2 separate regions of the Homo sapiens genome follow, and region 2 is linked to region 1. A link is a loop called in an ENCODE intact Hi-C map of the cell type or tissue named here. Cell type or tissue: B cell. All regions are shown on one strand. Links, peaks and the distances in the headings refer to the core of each region. The heading gives the core; the rest is flanking DNA. Region 1 overlaps ENTHD1 (ENTH domain containing 1). Region 2 overlaps GRAP2 (GRB2 related adaptor protein 2).

Region 1 (2,922 bases), core at 110-2,609:
TATAATGCAATATATCTGTCTGTTACTAAAAATTAATTTTTTAAGCAAATTATTTAATTCACTTACATTACACCTAAAAGGACATGGTTATTATATGCTAAATAATAAATGGAACAATTTGGAAATCTGTTCAACTTATGGAGCGTTGCATTTCCAAAATGTATGGTGCATTGCTAATGCCTGATAATTTGAACGTCAGTTTGATATCTCATCTAAGAAATATCGGAGGGTTCACAAGTTCTGCTTTGTGGTATTATCTGAGTGGTGCGGGCTCAGTGGGATGTACAGCTTCTTTCTAGATAGTTTCCACAAAGTACTTACAACCTTGGTATCGAAGCACTCATCTTTGAATGACTCAATGGCTTCATTTCCTGCAGCATCATTACTTTTTCCTCTGAGGTTTCTCATTCACATACTAGTCTTCACTGGCTTGTGACTTCACAGTGTCAATTGATAAGTAGCTTACAAGACCAAAGGGATCTCATTTCCACTAAGGAACTATAAGGAACTAAATGTATGTTCTCTCCTACTTGCTTGTGAAAATCCAGAAATAAATGTTGTGTAATTACCAAATCTAATTAAGCACACCTCACTTCCAGTGTTATGCTATCTGATACTGAAAGAAAAATTTAATGAGTTTCCATAGACCCACTATATTCTAATTGCTTTCTTTCTTGCCTCATAAGATAGGTTTACTACATTTAGGCTATTCTAGGCCAAAATGCATCTCCAACATGCAAGATATTTTTTCTTTCACATTTCTTGCTATTCTTCAGTTTCTCTCAAAATTTACTTCAAAATTGACCATCTGACATTTTTACTAATCTACTTCTGTAATGTCTAAAACCTAAGACCATATGATTTCCAAGATAATTTAGTTGCTGAATGCCGAGCAAGTGATAATGTAGTTGATTAAATCCAGTGAAAGTAGATAGATGATCTAAGCCCCAAGTCACCACTCTTTGCCAATATTAGCTACAAAATCTCCAAGCCCCAAATAAGCTCATTTTAATTATTCACTTTTATGTGAAGTTAAAACAAAATGAAAAGTTACAACCATAAATGAAAGATTCTTATTTCTTCAGTATCTCTGGCATCTACCATACTTTCTCCCTTTGCCCACGTAGGTCCTTCTGCTCGGAGTAATTTATCTTTGCCTCTACCCTTATTGGAATCCTAGCCGTCCTTCAAAGCCTTGTTCAAATTTTACTTCCTCTTTGTGGTTGTTTTTGATTACTCTGGTGCACATTGTTGTTTTCCTCCTTAGAGTATCTGTTCCTAAAATTAATTAATTCAAGAACGTTTAGCATATAATTGTTCTCTGTTTCCTGTAAGTCTGTATGTTAGACTTATATACCTAGTCAGGCTATAAACTTCTAGAAGGTAAAGACTGTGCCTTATATTACCGCTTTTCAGTATTTTTTTTTGTTTTGCATAACCCCTAAAATGATTTTGAAACACTATGTACCTCCTCACACATTTTTGAGTTGATATATGAAGTTTTATAAGTATAAATAACTGCAAAGGATATAATTCTGGCACGTTGTAAATATTGACATTAAGGACAAAAGAAAAGAAAAAACAAGCAAACTGTTAAGTTATATCCATCTTTTAAATGTATCTAAGGGAATCTAAATACCATTGTGATTGATAACTGTAGTCATTCATTTAAAAAAAAATACATGAAGTCCTTAACTGTTAGAAATTTTACATTATTCCCTTTTCTCTCTGAAGTCATATGTTTATTCTACATTTCTTGCAGAATTTTATTCTAATATAAAATATTTTTATGCTTGGAAATCTTCTCTACATCAAATAGATATAAAATTGAAATTATTTTTCTAAATTTTCTCTGACCAAAGGTTTTAATATTTCTTCTAGATTGACTTATTACAATTATTGTTAGTATGCAGTCAATCAAAACCACATAAATGCATTATAAATTTGTATGAATATTTGTTAAATATAATTTTATTAGAAATATATGGTTTTATGAGATAATTGGAACTGCTCGTTTGCCCACATAGGAGTGTGACTGATTGCTAGCTACAAGCAGGGCTCAGCAGAAATCCTGCCTCTATTTTATTTATATTTGTATAAAGATAAATGCTGAGAAAACTTGTTCACCTAAATCATAGATGGGACAAGAAGGTGCTTTATTATAATAGTGTCAGTCAATTCTATGAATTTCTTCCAAGTAATATGCTGGAAATTATATAGTGATTTATTATAAAATATATTTTTATCTCTTGTTGACTGTTAACTTGATGAAGTCATTTTTCAGTGTTGCTAAAAGCAAAGAATTAGAAACACCCTACTTAGAAAAAGACTTGTTAAACAGTCATAAGGAGTAATTTACTTTCTCAATTTCTGGGAAGAATACCAAAAAAATTCATACTAAAATTTATTAAATAACTATTAATTAAACCTGTTATACTTTAATTTAACCGAATATACTCAGAAAGTGTGAGAAAAATTAAAATATTAATTGCAGTATATCTGTCAATACAATTTTTTGAGAAAATAATTTTATTGTATCATATGCTGTAAATATACTTTCATCAACTCTACAGAACCTCAGATTTGGTTCATTCAATTTTTGGAAAATATTTACCATATAATCTAGGTTGGTAAAGCCAACTCTCATTGTTAAGACAACTAGCCAAATCAGATTTAAAGTTTCCTTCAGAAAATGTCTTACTTTATTCAAATAAATGTATAAACAGATGTTGTCCTGATTGTCTTCACACTCCTGAATCCTTTCCTAAGATGGATGGCAAAGGCATGCAGCCTCATCAGGAGTTTGTTGCATTGGTGACATATGGCACCCCTGCCTCTCATGCTTGCCTGGCTTTACTCTCAGGGGACTCTTCCTTAGGAATAATGCATTCTTTGATAATAGGTGAGGAATGAAAAACACAA
Region 2 (2,922 bases), core at 194-2,693, 94 kb before region 1:
AGCTGGGGCTACAATCGTGTGCCCCCACACCCCGCTGCTGTTTGGGAATTAAGCAACAATAACTACAACAAAAGCCCGGGTGCTTCCCAACATGAAGATGGTCAAGCTGGACCTCTCCACCTCTGCAACGGGTTTCTTGAAACCAAAATGCAGGGCTTCACATTTAACCTTTCTGACTTTCACTGTGTTTTTGTTCTCCCCCTTTGGCCAATTTCTCAGCCTATCACAATTCATTCGGGCATGGATTTGTACTCCTAACCCTCTGGTTATATCTTTCAACTCTTCTTTCATAAGTGAACTTCATGCCTTTTTGGTTTTTGTTTTATAATAAATGGAAAATGGACTTTTGAATCAGGTAGGGCTGGGTTCAAATCCTGGCTCCTTCATTCATGCAAGTTGGTTATCTTTGAACTCAGTTTCTTTACCTAAAGACCTCCTCCAGGTTGTCATTGACCACCCTTTAATCAACACTCTGAGTATCAACTTGAAACCTACCCAGTTAAGTAGTTATCCTTCAGCCTATCTGTCCTCATTCTGCTCTGTAGGGTGTCATGCAAAGCCTGGCTGAAATCAAGCTGTGCCGTGCCTGTGGCCCTTTTCTTATATGTCACTCTAATAACCCCACAGGAAAAAGAAAGAAACCGTAACAGGGTCAACTCTTCCTTCAGGGCCATATTTGGGGAGATGCCAAGTGGAAGAAACTCATCTTTTCACTTACTGTCCCTCTTCGGCAATTGCTTTTCCGCTTTCCTCGACCTCTTTTGCAAGCCATAGACTTTCCTTTTGTGAGGCAGCTGTCACCTTAGCTACTGTGTTCCTGTTCCTCCTCCACCCTATTCTCCTTGCTTGACAGAGCAAAGGCCCCTGTGTGTTGAAGCTTTTGACACACAACTTTCTTTCTTTTCTTTTTTTTTTTTTCGAGACAGGGTCTCGCTCTGTTGCTCAGGTTGGAGTGCAGTGGCGCAATCTTGGCTCACTGAAACATTCGCCTCCCAGGCTCAAGAGATTCTCCTGCCTCAGCCTCCTGAGGAGCTGGGATTACAGGTGCCCGCCACCACGCCTGGCTAATTTTTGTATTTTTACTAGAGATGGAGTTTCACCATGTTGGCCAGGCTCATCTTGAATTCCTGACCTCTAATGATCCACCTGCCTTGGCCTCCGAAAGTGCTGGAATTACAGACGTGAGCCACCATACCCGGCCTTGACACACAACTTTCTGAGGGTCATTTTTTCCATTTAGAATTTGTTAATGTCATGTTTGTCACATGACCTCCCAGATCCACTCAAGTCTCTCTTGTCATTTCAGGCCTTCAACAATCTTTCCCCATCCTGTCTGTCAAAATTAACTTTAGAAAATCACCTGCACCATGCAAACATGCTTTAGTAAATAGCTTCCCTTTGTTCTCTAAGCACTCCATCGACATCCTTGTCTCTGCACTGGTCTTCCTTCTCCCATCAAACTCACATTGCTATGTATGGTTGTGCAGGTTGCTCACTGCATAAAGGCCTCAGGCTGAGGTTGCAGTAAGGGCTGAAATGCATCCAGTGCGCTTCTCATCAAGCTGTGAGTCCCAGTATGGGGCTGCATCTGTTTAGAACTAGCACATTCTTCTTACTTAAACAAAGGCACCGGGTCTAATTTCAACTGCTCCTTTAAAGCTTTACTCAGGGCCTGCCCCCCTCATACCCCATGGTCTCACTTTCTCTTATTCTTCCAGGGGACTTGAAGTTATCTACCCCTTGCTCAGTGCTGCCGCCATCTGGGTAAGGTAGGCAAGCACATGAGCCTTGGAGTCAGGCTGCCAGCATTCAAACCCTTCTCTACTACTAGTTTTCTGAGTGACCCTTAGCAAGTTATTTAACATCTCTGAGCCTCAGTTTCCTCATTTTAAAAACAGGGATGATAATAGTGCCTGCCTCATAATGTTCTTGGGAAGAATATGTGGAATATCCATCTAATCCACTTAGTATGGTGTCTGGCACATAGTAGGCACTCAATAATTCAATAGTTGTTAGCTATTGCTACTTTTTTTTTTTTTTTTTGAGACAGGTATCATTCTGTGGCCCAGGCTGGAGTGCAGTGAGGCAATCAGGGCTCACTGCAGCCTCCAACTCCCAGGTTCAAGTGATTCTCCTGTCTCAGCCTCCCAAATAGCTGGGACTACAGGTGCATGCCACCACATCCAGCTTTTTTTTTTTTTTTTTTTTTTTGTAGAGACAGGGGTCTCCCTATGTTGCTCAGGCTGATCTTGAACTCCTGGCCTCAAGTGATCCTCCTGCCTCAGCCTCCCAAAGTGCTGGGATTAAAGGCATGAGCCACTGTGCCCAGCCAGCTATTGTCACTTTTATGCATAGTCCTTAATAGCTAACAACTATTAAGACATGTTGTGGCTCGCAGGAAGTATGAATAAGAAAATGTACACCTCACCAAGTAGGGTTGTCAGATAAAATACAGAATGCCCAGCTAAAGTTAATTTTCAGATAAGCAACCAATAGTTGTTTTAGTATATGTATATCCCAAATCTTTACTTTCTCCACAGAAATCTCAAAGTGGTGGACTGAAGCATTGTTAAGAAGAATAGCAAGGACTCGTTTGATCTTTTCACCCTTTCATCTCGAATTTCCCTGCTGCCCCTCACCTCATGCAACGCCTGTCCCACAAGATTTCTTACATGAAAACCGGGGAGTGGGCTAGCCTTTGGGATAAGCAGTATGAAGGTTCTAGAATGAAGCCTTTAGATGTTCTAGTGAAGGTTGTGGTTTGGAATAGAAGTATATAATCTCACTCATATATCCTGTGAGCCACAAAATGTTGTACCTTCTGTTTTCTCTACCTTTCTTGTGTTATTTGCTGCTTTTAATATTGTGTGGGTCAAAAGGCATGCTTTTACCATTATATATTATGGAATACTGTGTGTTTTG

What was found. Peaks named below come from ENCODE experiments on the same cell type or tissue, not always from the same donor. Only the 100,000 strongest peaks of a DNase experiment are listed, where the experiment ranks them.
Region 2: it touches region 1 in a loop (2.0-fold over the local background); 3 of 110 quality-filtered maps call a loop at or near these places.

Annotation. Positions count from the first base shown.
Region 1 is chr22:39,837,695-39,840,616 of GRCh38, reverse strand. All of the region lies in intron 3 of ENTHD1 (ENTH domain containing 1), which reads left to right. Among named protein-coding and RNA genes, the nearest start is that of ENTHD1, 55 kb to the left of the region's middle. RefSeq lists an enhancer at 1,258-1,307. In B cell, for the core only: no CTCF peak of the experiment used is centred there; a DNase peak (open chromatin) is centred at 1,206; H3K4me3 peaks cover 1,069 bases; H3K27ac peaks cover 604 bases.
Region 2 is chr22:39,931,838-39,934,759 of GRCh38, reverse strand. The region is part of intron 1 of GRAP2 (GRB2 related adaptor protein 2); the gene reads right to left. Among named protein-coding and RNA genes, the nearest start is that of TMA7B, 27 kb to the left of the region's middle. RefSeq lists an enhancer at 1,184-1,848. In B cell, for the core only: CTCF peaks have their summits at 1,528 and 1,728; DNase peaks (open chromatin) are centred at 829 and 1,749; H3K4me3 peaks cover 464 bases; H3K27ac peaks cover 1,947 bases.